Linked DNA regions of Homo sapiens: region 1 is linked to region 2. Evidence: read pairs that join two places in POLR2A ChIA-PET (ENCODE). Cell type or tissue: Panc1. All regions are shown on one strand. Each heading gives the region's core, and the rest is flanking DNA. Links, peaks and the distances in the headings are about the cores only. Region 1 overlaps WBP1L (WW domain binding protein 1 like). Region 2 overlaps AS3MT (arsenite methyltransferase).

Region 1 (2,913 bases), core at 242-2,741, 110 kb before region 2:
CAGGCTGATCTCAAACTCCTGACCTCAAGTGGTCCGCTCGCCTCGGCCTCCCAAAGTGCTGGGATTATAGACATGAGCCACCAGGCCCGGCCAAAAAAAATGTAGATTCTTTATGTCTGGGCCAGGGCCCCAGAATATGCATTTCTGTGAAGTTCCCCAGGTGTTTCTGATCCCGGTTGTTTCCGGCCACACTTTGAGAGACTGTCCTCCAGAGCTGGGCGGCATGGAAATAATTACAAGCCAGCATGCTGAGACTACAACAGAGGAACGCCCAGGGACTGGGAGAGCAGAGCGTGGGGGCAGGTATCTGAATCAGGCTAGGAGAGGCTTTCCTGAGAAGCCGATATCTGATCTGACTCTTGAAGGATGAGGAGGAGAGTTTACCAGACATGTGAGTTGGGGAAAGAGCATTCCGGACAGATCAGGTTGGGAGAGTTGTTTTTGTTTTCTTCTGCAGATGACAAGGGAAGCTGTCATTCATCTCTTGAGTCTTGGCATTGAATTTGCCTGGGGCAAGATAAGGACCTTAGTTCACCAGGTATGGGTGTCTTTTATGGGTACCAAGAAGGAGGAAGACCTCAGGGCCCTTCTTTCTAATAATGAGCATGGCATGATTTCAGTGTCTGTAAAGGGCAGATAAACTGTAGGATTTATTAGTTCTTTCATGCAAGGGACAGTTAGACAGCTCATGGAAGCTACAGTGTTGACTAAAAAAAATGCTTTTTGTGCTTAGATGAGCCAGAGCTCAGAAGAAGATAGTCACCTGGTGAACTTTTTGGGTATGGCACTATATACCAAATTTTAGATATAACAAACAATTAGGCATGCTATCCCTTTATTATCTGACAAGATCAGAAAATAGGTTTTCTGGTTAAGAGAAATTCCATTATGTGTACCTAACAAAGGGATTACTAATTTTCGGAGAACAGTATTGCAACAGAATGTTCTTAGTCATGATTTGAACGAATTCTATTTCATGTTTATCCAGAAGATATTGATTGGGTAATGTCGAAGGTTTCTTAGGAGCAACACTCAGCATCTGAAAAGTCCTGTGCACCTGTTCTACCCAAAGCATGTTGTGGATACAAAGAGGTATAAACTCCATCCCTGCCCTCAAGGGGTTTACAGTCAGCTAGGGAAAGTAGAATAAGTGCACAGGTAATGAGGACATTCTGCAGGTGGTAGCAAATGACACTAGAAAAGAATAGAATGCCGCAGTTCAGAGGTGTGAAGAGGCAACCCTTCTGCAGGTGGCCCTTCCCACAGTCCAATCCAGTAGTATCAGTTGTTGCACTATAGGTGCTAGGTGTGTGGAAGGACCAGTGGGTGGTAAGTTCTAGTTGATGGAATGCAGGCTAGATCCATTAAGACACTAATTTTACATCTTGCACCTTGGAATATTGCCTTTCTCAGTGGGAAAGACCCATTGTCCTCCAAGTTGTCCACACCAGTGAGATGGGATGATCCCTGATACTGGAAATGAATAATACCCATCAAAGCCCTCTTAGGGTCCCTTTTCCAGGTTGGAATTTGTCATGGAAAGAGGCACAGGGGGCAACTCCTGGCCCAAGGGGCTGTTTGTATTTTTGAAAGGGTGAGCTGGTCCCTGGGCTGATGCCGAATGTGACAAGGCAACTAGAATGTTGCATGGTACTTACTCCCTGGGCATAGGAAGTGGCTTTAGAGTCTCACAAGGAGAGCAGTGGAAAGGCTGTGTGATAGCCAGCTAAAGCTGCAGGGTGGAGCCATGACTGTGGAGAGGGAAGGGGGGGAATTGCCGGCTTCCAATTTAACCCCTCAACTGCTGAATGTTAGCCAGCATTGACTTGGGGTATTTATTATTTCACCACAGCGGCCACCCATGAGGGAGGAGGTCTTATCTCCTTTTTGCTGTAAGGAAACTGAAACCCAGGGAGAAGTTATCTGTTCCAGAACCCAGGGCTAATGTGTGGCAGGAGGGGCCTGGAGTACAAGTCTTCTTGGTGTCTGTCTGCCCCTGCCCGTTGCTCTGGCTTGGTACCCATATCCACAGTCCACTGCAGGCCTCCTCCTCCCTGCCTGCTCTGTGCACAGCAGAGGACCGAATGTTGACTACCAGTTGCTGTTACCCTCGGGCCCAACCTCTTTCCACCAGGTTGAGGACAAATTAAGCAAGATCTTGCTTGGAAGGAAACTAGCTGTATATAGCAGCAAACACCAAGGTGACACTTGTTTGTGCTACCAAAAGTTGAAGCCAGAATCCTTATCTAAACTGATTTGTGAAAGTCTTGTGACAGCTCCACAGAACACCTCATTTCCCTACTGTCACCACAGGTGAGAAAGGTGGTGCTTACGCAAGCCCTTTCAGGTTAATTTTTTTTGGGGGGGGTGGGGGGAGGGATGGAGTCTCGCTCTTGCTCTGTCACCCAGACTGGAGTGCAGTGGCGCCATCTTGGCTTACTACAACTTCTGCCTCCCAGGTTCAAGGAATTCTCGTGCCTCAGCCTCCCAAGTAGCTGGTAGCACCTGCCACCATGCCCAGCTAATTTTTCTATTTTTAGGAAAGATGGAGTTTCACCATGTTGGCCAGGTTGGTCTGAAACTCCTGACCTCAGGTGATGCACCTGCCACGGCCTGTCAAAGTGCTGGGATTACAGGTGTGAGCAACTGTGCCTGGCCTCGGGTTAATTTTTGAACCCCCAACCATCTCTGTTGAAAGAAGCTGCTTTTTTTTTTTTTTTTTTTTTTTTGAGGAACGTGGCTTGTTTTTCATTGCATCTCTGTTATCAGAGCAAAGAGAAAGTGTACTGGACAGTAACTTAGTGGAAAAGAGGACTGTGCCTGCTGATTTTGAAACATTATCCAGGATGGAGCCAAAGAAAACAGTCACTTCCTCCAGTGATAGCCCATGAGTTTGACCCGCCCCCTCCCACC
Region 2 (2,913 bases), core at 122-2,621:
CGTCATTCATAATAACTCTTTTTGCTGTTAGCAACTACACACAACAAATCACATAGATTATTCTTCAAATATTTTTTGGTGAGATATTTCAAATACCTTTTGGAAAAAGGTACCTCAGAAGTCACAGTGATCTTGCTGTTGCTCCTTTCGATGGTTATAATGCTCCACCAAGATTCCCAGCTTTTCCATTCACTTTAATCCTCTCTTGCAAAAACTGCTCAAAATTGGCAGCATCTATGATTCCATTTTCTACAAGGTGGGTACAGTCAAGAGTGAACATCATAACCTGCTTCTTTTTTTGCCTCTCTTTGCCACAAGCTTTTTCACAGCACTATGCCTCTTAATTGGAGAATTGAGTCCATTTACATTTAGTGTTATTATTGATACATAAAGACTTAACATTTTTTTAAATTGATACATAATTGATGTAGCTATTTTGGGGCGTTCATGTGATAATTTAATACATTCATATAATTTGTAAAGATTAAATTAGTGTAATTGGGATACCTATCACCTTCAATATTTGTCTTTTCTTTTCTTTTTTTTTCTGTGAGATGGAGTTTTGCTTTTTTTGCCCAGGCTGGAGTGCAATGGCGCAATCTCGGCTCACTGCAACCTCCACCTCCCGGGTTCAAGCAATTCTCCTGCCTCAGCCTCCCGAGTAGCTGGGATTACAGGCATGCACCACCATGCTCAGCTAATTTTGTATTTTTAGTAGAGACGGGGTTTTACCATGTTGGTCAGGCTGGTCTCGAACTCCTGACCTCAGGTGATCCACTCGCCCTGGCCTACCAAAGTGCTGGGATTATAGGCATGAGCCACCACACCTGGCCCTGTCTTTTCTTTATGTTGGAAACATTCAAATTATTCTCTTCTAGCTATTTTGAAATATACAATATATTATTGTAAACTAGTCACTTTACTGATATATCAAACACTAGGTCTTATTTCTTTCATCAAACCCTATATATATATATATATATATATATATATATTTTTTTTTTTTTTTTTGAGACGGAGTCTCGCTCTGTCTCGCTCTGTCGCCCAGGCTAGAGTGCAGTGGCACAATCTCGGCCCACTGCAAGCTCCGCCTCCCGGGTTCATGCCATTCTCCTGCCTCAGCGCCCCGAGTAGCTGGGACTACAGGTGCCTGCCACCATGCCCGGCTAATTTTTTGTATTTTTAGTAGAGACGGGGTTTTACCATGTTAGCCAGGATGGTCTCAATCTCCTGACCTTGTGATCCACCCACCTCGGCCTCCCAAAGTGCTGGGATTACAGGCTTGAGCCACCGTGCCCGGCCAAACCCTATATTTATAACCATTAATCAACTTCTCTTTATCTCCCCCATTCTGTACCCTTTCTGGCCTTTGGTAACTATCAATATACTCTCTATCTTAATGAGTTCCACTTTTTTTAGCTTCCACATATCAGTGAGAACATATGATATTTGTCTTTCTGTGTTTGCCTTATTTCTCTTAACATGACCTGCAGTTCCATGCATCTTGCTGCAAATGACAGGATTTCCTTCTGTTTTAAAATCTGAATAGTATTCCATTGTGTATATATGCCACGTTTTCCTCATCCATTCATCCATTGCTGGATGCTTAGGTTGATTCCATATCTTGGTTATTGTGATTAATGCTGCAGTCAACATTAGGAGTGCAGATATTTCCCTGACATACTGATTTCATTTCATTCCCTTCCCTTCCCCTGCCTGTCTGCCTGCCTTCCTTCCTTCCTTCCTTCCTTCCTTCCTTTCTTCCTTCCTTCCTTCCCTTCCTCCCTCCACCCCCCCCGCCCCTTTCAGATGGAATCTGGCTCTGTCGCCCAGGCTGGAGTGCAGTGGCGCAATCTCAGCTCACTACAACCTCCGCCTCCTGGGTTCAAGCAATTCTTCTGCCTCAGCCTCCCGAGTAGCTGGGATTACGGGCATGTGCCGCCATACCCAGCTAATTTTTTTGTATTTTTAGTAGAGGCAGGGTTTTACCATATTGGCCAGGCTGGTCTCGAACTCCTGACCTCATGATCCACCTGCCTCAGCCTCCCAAAGTGCTGGGATTACATAGGTGTGAGCCACCGTACACAGCCAGTTTCATTTTCTTTTCTTTTTTTTTTTTTTTTGAGACGGAGTCTCGCTCTGTTGCCCAGGCTGGAGTGCTGGAGTGCAGTGGCACGATCTCGGCTCACTGCAAGCTCCACCTCCCGGGTTCACACCATTCTCCTGCCTCAGCCTCCCAAGTAGCTGGGACAACAGGCGCCTGCCACTATGTCCGGCTAATTTTTTGTATTTTTTTAGTAGAGATGGGGTTTCACTGTGTTAGCCAGGATGGTCTCGATCTCCTGACCTTGTGATCGGCCCACCTCGGCCTCCCAGAGTGCTGGGATTACAGGTGTGAGCCACCGCGCCTGGCCCATTTTCTTTAGATATATACCCAAGTAGGGGGATTGCTGGGTCATATAGTAGTTCTATTTTTAATTTTTTGAGGAATCTCCATACTGTTTCCCATAATGGCTGTACTAATTTAAATTCCCACCAACAGTGTGTAAGGATTAGTGCTGGTGAGGATGTGGAGAAAACGATACTTCTGGGCATTTTTTCTTCTATTGAGACTAAAGTTGCAACTCTTAGTATTTTTTTTTATACTACCCTTTAGGAAGGTGAAATTGTTGAAGTGGATGAAGAAACAGCAGCTATCTTGAAGAATTCAAGATTTGCTCAAGATTTTCTGATCAGACCAATTGGAGAGAAGTTGCCAACATCTGGAGGCTGTTCTGCTTTGGAGTTAAAGGTTAGTTTGGCTTTCACTACCTGAGAGAACTATTTTATTTATTTATTTTTGAGATGGAGTCTCTCTCTGTCACCCAGACTGGAGTGCAGTGGTGTGATCTTGGCTCACTGCAACCTCCGCCT

What was found. Peaks named below come from ENCODE experiments on the same cell type or tissue, not always from the same donor. Only the 100,000 strongest peaks of a DNase experiment are listed, where the experiment ranks them.
Region 1: POLR2A ChIA-PET joins it to region 2 with 8 read pairs; 2 of 35 experiments call an interaction of 5 or more read pairs at or near these places.

Annotation. Positions count from the first base shown.
Region 1 is chr10:102,779,510-102,782,422 of GRCh38, forward strand. All of the region lies in intron 1 of WBP1L (WW domain binding protein 1 like), which reads left to right. Among named protein-coding and RNA genes, the nearest start is that of WBP1L, 37 kb to the left of the region's middle. RefSeq lists enhancers at 1,442-1,942, 1,943-2,443. In Panc1, for the core only: no CTCF peak of the experiment used is centred there; no DNase peak of the experiment used is centred there; H3K27ac peaks cover 1,928 bases.
Region 2 is chr10:102,887,888-102,890,800 of GRCh38, forward strand. AS3MT (arsenite methyltransferase) reads left to right here. Exons shown (of 11, transcript NM_020682.4): 10 at 2,657-2,791. It overlaps BORCS7-ASMT (BORCS7-ASMT readthrough (NMD candidate)), which reads left to right. Exons shown (of 15, transcript NR_037644.1): 14 at 2,657-2,791. It also overlaps the pseudogene RPL22P17. Among named protein-coding and RNA genes, the nearest start is that of AS3MT, 20 kb to the left of the region's middle. In Panc1, for the core only: no CTCF peak of the experiment used is centred there; no DNase peak of the experiment used is centred there.